Linked DNA regions of Homo sapiens: region 1 is linked to region 2. The links are chromatin contacts, found by Hi-C or POLR2A ChIA-PET in ENCODE. All regions are on one chromosome and are shown on one strand. The core of a region is the stretch at or near the end of the contact, and the rest is flanking DNA. Distances in the headings are between cores, read along the strand shown.

Evidence for each region. Hi-C counts contacts between places; a loop is a spot of excess contacts on that map. ChIA-PET counts read pairs that join two places held with the same protein, here RNA polymerase II (POLR2A).
Region 1: a loop to region 2 is called in a map of HepG2, with 6 times the contacts of the local background. The contact joins the enhancer-like site here to the promoter of PPP6R2 in region 2. A Hi-C loop is called at or near these places in 1 of 168 maps with a recorded cell type or tissue (HepG2). POLR2A ChIA-PET finds 5 or more read pairs at or near these places in 7 of 52 experiments (A673, CD4-positive, alpha-beta T cell, HEK293 and 4 more).

Annotation. Positions count from the first base shown.
Region 1 is chr22:50,397,581-50,400,280 of GRCh38, forward strand. The region is part of intron 3 of PPP6R2 (protein phosphatase 6 regulatory subunit 2); the gene reads left to right. Among named protein-coding and RNA genes, the nearest start is that of MIR12114, 8.5 kb to the right of the region's middle. RefSeq lists enhancers at 246-746, 2,156-2,700. Within about 2 kb of position 1,276, at least 22 of the 41 ENCODE cell types and tissues checked have a DNase peak (open chromatin) inside an H3K27ac peak, as active enhancers do; they include A673 and CD4-positive, alpha-beta T cell, where a contact is called at or near this core.
Region 2 is chr22:50,342,019-50,344,718 of GRCh38, forward strand. PPP6R2 (protein phosphatase 6 regulatory subunit 2) reads left to right here and starts at 1,309. Exons shown (of 24, transcript NM_001242898.2): 1 at 1,309-1,532. RefSeq lists an enhancer at 17-663 and silencers at 760-929, 1,200-1,479, 1,490-1,569.

The DNA.
Region 1 (2,700 bases), core at 26-2,525, 56 kb after region 2:
AGTTTTTCTCTGAGGAGTGTGACTTGGGATGGGGGCAGGGGGGCCTGTCCTCACCAGCCTTGTCATCTCTGAGCTTTTCTCTGAGGAGTGTGACTTGGGATGGGGGCAGGGGGGCCTGTCCTCACCAGCCTTGTCATCTCTGAGCTTTTCTCTGAGGAGAGTGTGACTTGGGATGGGGGCGGGGGGGCCTGTCCTCACCAGCCTTGTCATCTCTGAGCTTTTCTCTGAGGAGTGTGACTTGGGATGGGGGCAGGGGGCCTGTCCTCACCAGCCTTGTCATCTCTGAGCTTTTCTCTGAGGAGTGTGACTTGGGATGGGGGCGGGGGGGCCTGTCCTCACCAGCCTTGTCATCTCTGAGCTTTTCTCTGAGGAGTGTGACTTGGGATGGGGGCAGGGGGGCCTGTCCTCACCAGCCCTGTCATCTGAGGTTTTAAAGCACGTGCACATATCACTTGTATAAAAAACATGAAAGTCAGGTGTGGTGGCTCACGCTGGTAATCCCAGCACTTTGGGAGGCTGAGGTGGGAGGATCACTTACGCCCAGGAGTTGAAGACCAGCCTGGGCAATATAGCGAGACTCCATCTCTTTTTTTTTTTTTTTTTTGGTCTGAGATGGAGTCTCACTCTGTCGCCCAGGCTGGAGTACGGTGGTGCGATCTCGGTTCACTACAACCTCCGCGTCCCAGGTTCAAGTGATTCTCCTGCCTCAGGCTCCCGAGTTGCTGGGATTACAGACATGCATCACCACACCCAGCTAATTTTTTGTATTTTTAGTAGAGACAGGGTTTCACCATGTTGGCCAGGCTGGTCTCGAATTCCCGACCTCAGGTGATCCATCTGCCTCAGCCTCCCAAAGTGCTGGGATTACAGGCATGAGCCACTGCACCCGGCCCCCATCTCTATTTCTTTATTTAAAAAAAAAAACATATTAAGACTTTTTTTTTTTTTTTTTTGGAAACACAGTCCTTTCTGTCAACCAGGCTGGAGTGCAGTGGCGCGATCTTGGCTCACTGCAACCTCCGCCTCCTGGGTTCAAGCAGTTCTCCTACCTCGGTCTCCTTAGTAGCTGGGACTACAGGCGCACACCAGCATGCCTGGCTAATTTTTTGTATTTTTAGAAGAGACGGGGTTACCATGTTGGCCAGGCTGGTCTTGAACTCTTGAGCTCAGGCAATCTGCCTGCCTCGGCCTCCCAAAGTGCTAGGATAGTGCTAAGATTACAGAAGACACTTTTTTTGAGGCTAGTCAAAGTGCAGCAGTGTTTACACCTAATTGGTCACAAGCAGTTAAGATTTCTTTCTTCCTTCTTCAGTCTGTCTGCGTCACATGACTAGCCTTGTAAATAAAGTGAAACAAAAAACACTTTTTTTGAGAAATAGAATAGGGGCCGGGCGTGGTGGCTCACGCCTGTAATCCTAGCACTTTGGGAGGCTGAGGCGGGCGGATCATGAGGTCAGAAGATGGAGACCATCCTGACTAACACGGTGAAACCCCGTCTGTACTAAAAATACAAAGAATTAGCCAGGCGTGGTGGCCGGTGCCTGTAGTCCCAGCTACTTGGGAAGCTGAGAGAGTAAGTGCACTCCAGCCTGCATGACACAGCAAGACTGTCATCTCTTTAAAAAATAAAAAAAGATGGAGAAGATATAAATATATATGTAGACCAGGAGTTGGCAGACTGTATCTATGAAAAGTCAGAGAGTAAATACTTTAGGCTTTGCAGGTTGTAAGGTCTCTGTTGCAACGGCTCAACTCTGAAGTTGTAGCATGAAAGCAGCTACAGAAAATAGTAAACAAATGGATGGGGCTACATTCCAAGAAGGCTTCATTTATACAGAGCAGCACCTGTGCTTCGCGACTCTGCTATCCTTGCCTAGTGGCACTGCCAGGTTAAACACCGCCTCCCGCAACCTGTTAGCCTTGGAGGTCAGGGTTCTCCTGCAGACCTGGCAGAACACCTCCATGACCACAGGCTCAATTATGGGAGGACTCTTCTTGAAAGTGGAGAATTTGCCTGAGCTGTCTGTGCTCAAGAGAAGCTGCACTTGGTTTGGGTGGATTGGGATCAGGTAGCAGCCACTGACCCTGCTTAATTAAAGCCAGGGGCTGCTCCAGGGAGGTGAGGCCCACACGCTGCCTCTTCCTAAGGCCTCACATGCAGCTAGCCCTGCTTCTGCGGAGCAGCCCTTGGCTGAAAAGCCACTGTGACTGTAAGATGGCTGGTCACCTTCTGGAGTCAGAGCACTGCCTGCCCAGGCCACAGCAGAGGGCGCCACCCCAGGGCTGGAGGCAGCAGCAGTCACATGGTCAGCCCTAGAGCCTGGGGATGCTCCTGGTCTTTTCGTGAGCTCTTGTCTAGTTTGCTTGCCAAGATCTGGATTATTTGAGAAATAAGACAGAAGAGTCAGTAAGAGACACCAAGCTGTCGCTTTCATTACTCATAAAGCAGTGTCATTTATAACTCTGAGCTGTGGGCTTCCTCATTCCTGATTGCAGAATTAGAACTGCTCACCCAGTGGGAAGCAGCAGTGGGTCACAGCGGGCCCCCAGGAAGCACCCCCTGCCGCAGAGAGACTTGCTGCACTCAGGGCAGAACTGAAAGAAAGACAGCGTCTCCACCAAGGGAAACACTGGGAGGAAGGGAACTTTGCCATAACAGTTCCTGGGCCACTGACCATCCACTCCACATCCATTGTCCAT
Region 2 (2,700 bases), core at 59-2,558:
CTCCTGCTCACCCCAGTTGCACTGGCTGAGCACAGGAGGGGTATCAAGATCAGGCAGAGTTGCACGTGCTCACGGCAGCAGGAGCATCTCCTGCATCTGGTGCCCCTGGCCCCAGTCCCCATTCCGTAGCTCAACTCAGCAGCACCTCCCGCTCCTGCAAAGGAGACCATGGTGAGGGCAGGAGAAGGGCATAGCCTGCTGAACGCAGGGTGTCTCTTCTCTAGGTTGTGAGGCTGAGGCTTTTTCACCCCCACTTCCTGGAAGTTCCCTCAACGGAACCTGCCAGAAATCTGCCCCTTAGGATGCTAGGGGAAAAGCTTTTGCTGGGGAAAGGCTCGCCAGAGGCATCTGCTATAAAACCGGCGAGGAGGGTGCTGCTGACCAGGGCAGGGGACAGGCGTCGGGGAAGCCCGGGGCCGCCAGCCGCAGGGCCAAGCCCTTTTCTCCTGCAACGTCTCTGGCGCCCTCTACCGACAAAGCCTAACAGCGCCAGCTGGCAAAAGAGAAATACCGAATATTTGAGCCGCCCAGATACGCTTTCGCAGAGAGCATCGGTGAATCCTGGGCAATACACTGACAACTGGAAAAAACGTTTAGAGATCCCTTAAGTGCTCCATGTTTTCCCAACATTTACCCACGGCTCGCTCTAACATCTGAAATAATAGTAATCATTTTTGAAATTATTTTGATGGAATTAAACAATTCCAGCACTTGTTAAATAGGCACATACTTAATTTGCAAAACGCCGTGCAAGAACCCGTAGCGCACCTGGAGAAAACTGTCTGGAGGCGGCTCAGGCACTCCGGGTCCAGGCAGGACGCGGGACGGGGAGGGGCCAGGCCTGGCGCCCGGGGCTGAGCCCGCTCCTGCTGCTCGGGGCGTCCACGCCCCGCGGCCTCTGGGAGGGGCCTGTGGCAGGAGGGAGGCCCGGGAGAACAGGCCCTTTCCTGGGCCACGGGGGAAACCCCTGCCCCAGGTGTGTGTCTCTCAAATGCTGCGTCGGGCCACGCGAGGATTGTTTTGTGGCTACAACAAAATTAACTATGCTTGCACAAAACTTTAGCCAATACCTCAAAGGGAAACGTAAAAGGGGAAAGACGCACTCTTACCCCACCCACTCCAAGGCAGCAGTCAGCACACCCAAGCCCTCGTGCTCCCACGCGGGTTTCACCGAGTGCCCCACTCCAGGGGGCCCGGAGAGCCGGCCCAGGTCCCGGCCCCGCCCACCCGCGCGGCCCCGCCCCCGGCCGCGAGCGTGCGCGCCCCAAGCGGAGACCCCGCCCCCGGAGCGCGTGCCCGTGCGCCGCCGCCGCCATTTTGGAGCGATCGGAGTGCCGCCCGCGGCCCCGAGTCGGTCTCGAGCCGCCGGCCGGCCGTGCCGGTGTCCGTAGGCGCTGCGCCCTCGGCCGGGCCCATGTGTGTGCGGCCCGCCCGAGGCCGCCCGGGCTTTGCCTCCACCAGCGCCCTGGCCTCCGCTCGGGCCTCCACACGGGCCTCCGAAGAGCTGCCGCGACGCCCGGCCCGCAGGGCAGGTGAGTGCGGCCGCCCGCCGCTCAGACCCGGCCCCCAGTCTGCCAGTGCCCCCCAAGTCACTTCTCCCCGAGTCAGTCAGTGCCCCCTCCAGATAGTTATCCCCCAGTCAGTCAGTTCCCCCTCCAGTCAGTTCCCCCCAGTCGGTGCCCCCGGAGTCAGTGCCCCCCCCAAGTCAGTCAGTGCCCCCTCCAGTCAGTTCCCCCCCAGTTAGTGCACCCTCTAGTCAGTTCCCCCAGTCAGTGCCCCCTCCAGTCAGTTCCCCCCCAGTCAGTTCCCCCCCAGTCAGTTTCCCCCCAGTCAGTTTCCCCCCAGTCAGTGCCCCCCAGTCAGTGCCCCCTCCAGTCAGTTCCCCCCCAGTCAGTGCCCCCTCCAGTCAGTTTCCCCCCAGTCAGTGCCCCCTCCAGTCAGTTCCCCCCCAGTCAGTGCCTCCTCCAGTCAGTTTCCCCCAGTCAGTGCCTCCTCCAGTCAGTTTCCCCCAGTCAGTGCCCCCTCCAGTCAGTTCCCCCCCCAGTCAGTGCCCCCTCTAGTCAGTTCCCCCCCAGTCAGTGCCCCCTCTAGTCAGTTCCCCCCCAGTCAGTGCCCCCTCTAGTCAGTTTCCCCCCAGTCAGTGCCTCCTCCAGTCAGTTTCCCCCAGTCAGTGCCTCCTCCAGTCAGTTTCCCCCAGTCAGTGCCTCCTCCAGTCAGTTTCCCCCAGTCAGTGCCCCCTCCAGTCAGTTCCCCCCAGTCAGTGCCCCCCCAGTCAGTTTCCCCCCAGTCAGTGCCCCCCAGTCAGTGCCCCCCAGTCAGTGCCCCCTCCAGTCAATTCCCCCCAGTCAGTGCCCCCTCCAGTCAGTTCCCCCCCCAGTCAGTGCCCCCTTCAGTCAGTTCCCCCAGTCAGTGCCCCCTCCAGTCAGTTCCCCCCCAGTCAGTGCCCCCCCAGTCAGTTTCCCCCCAGTCAGTGCCCCCCAGTCAGTGCCCCCTCCAGTCAATTCCCCCCAGTCAGTGCCCCCTCCAGTCAATTCCCCCCAGTCAGTGCCTCCTCCAGTCAGTTTCCCCCAGTCAGTGCCCCCTCCAGTCAGTTCCCCCCAGTCAGTGCCCCCCCAGTCAGTTTCCCCCCAGTCAGTGCCCCCCAGTCAGTGCCCCCTCCAGTCAATTCCCCCTAGTCAGTGCCCCCTCCAGTCAGTTCCC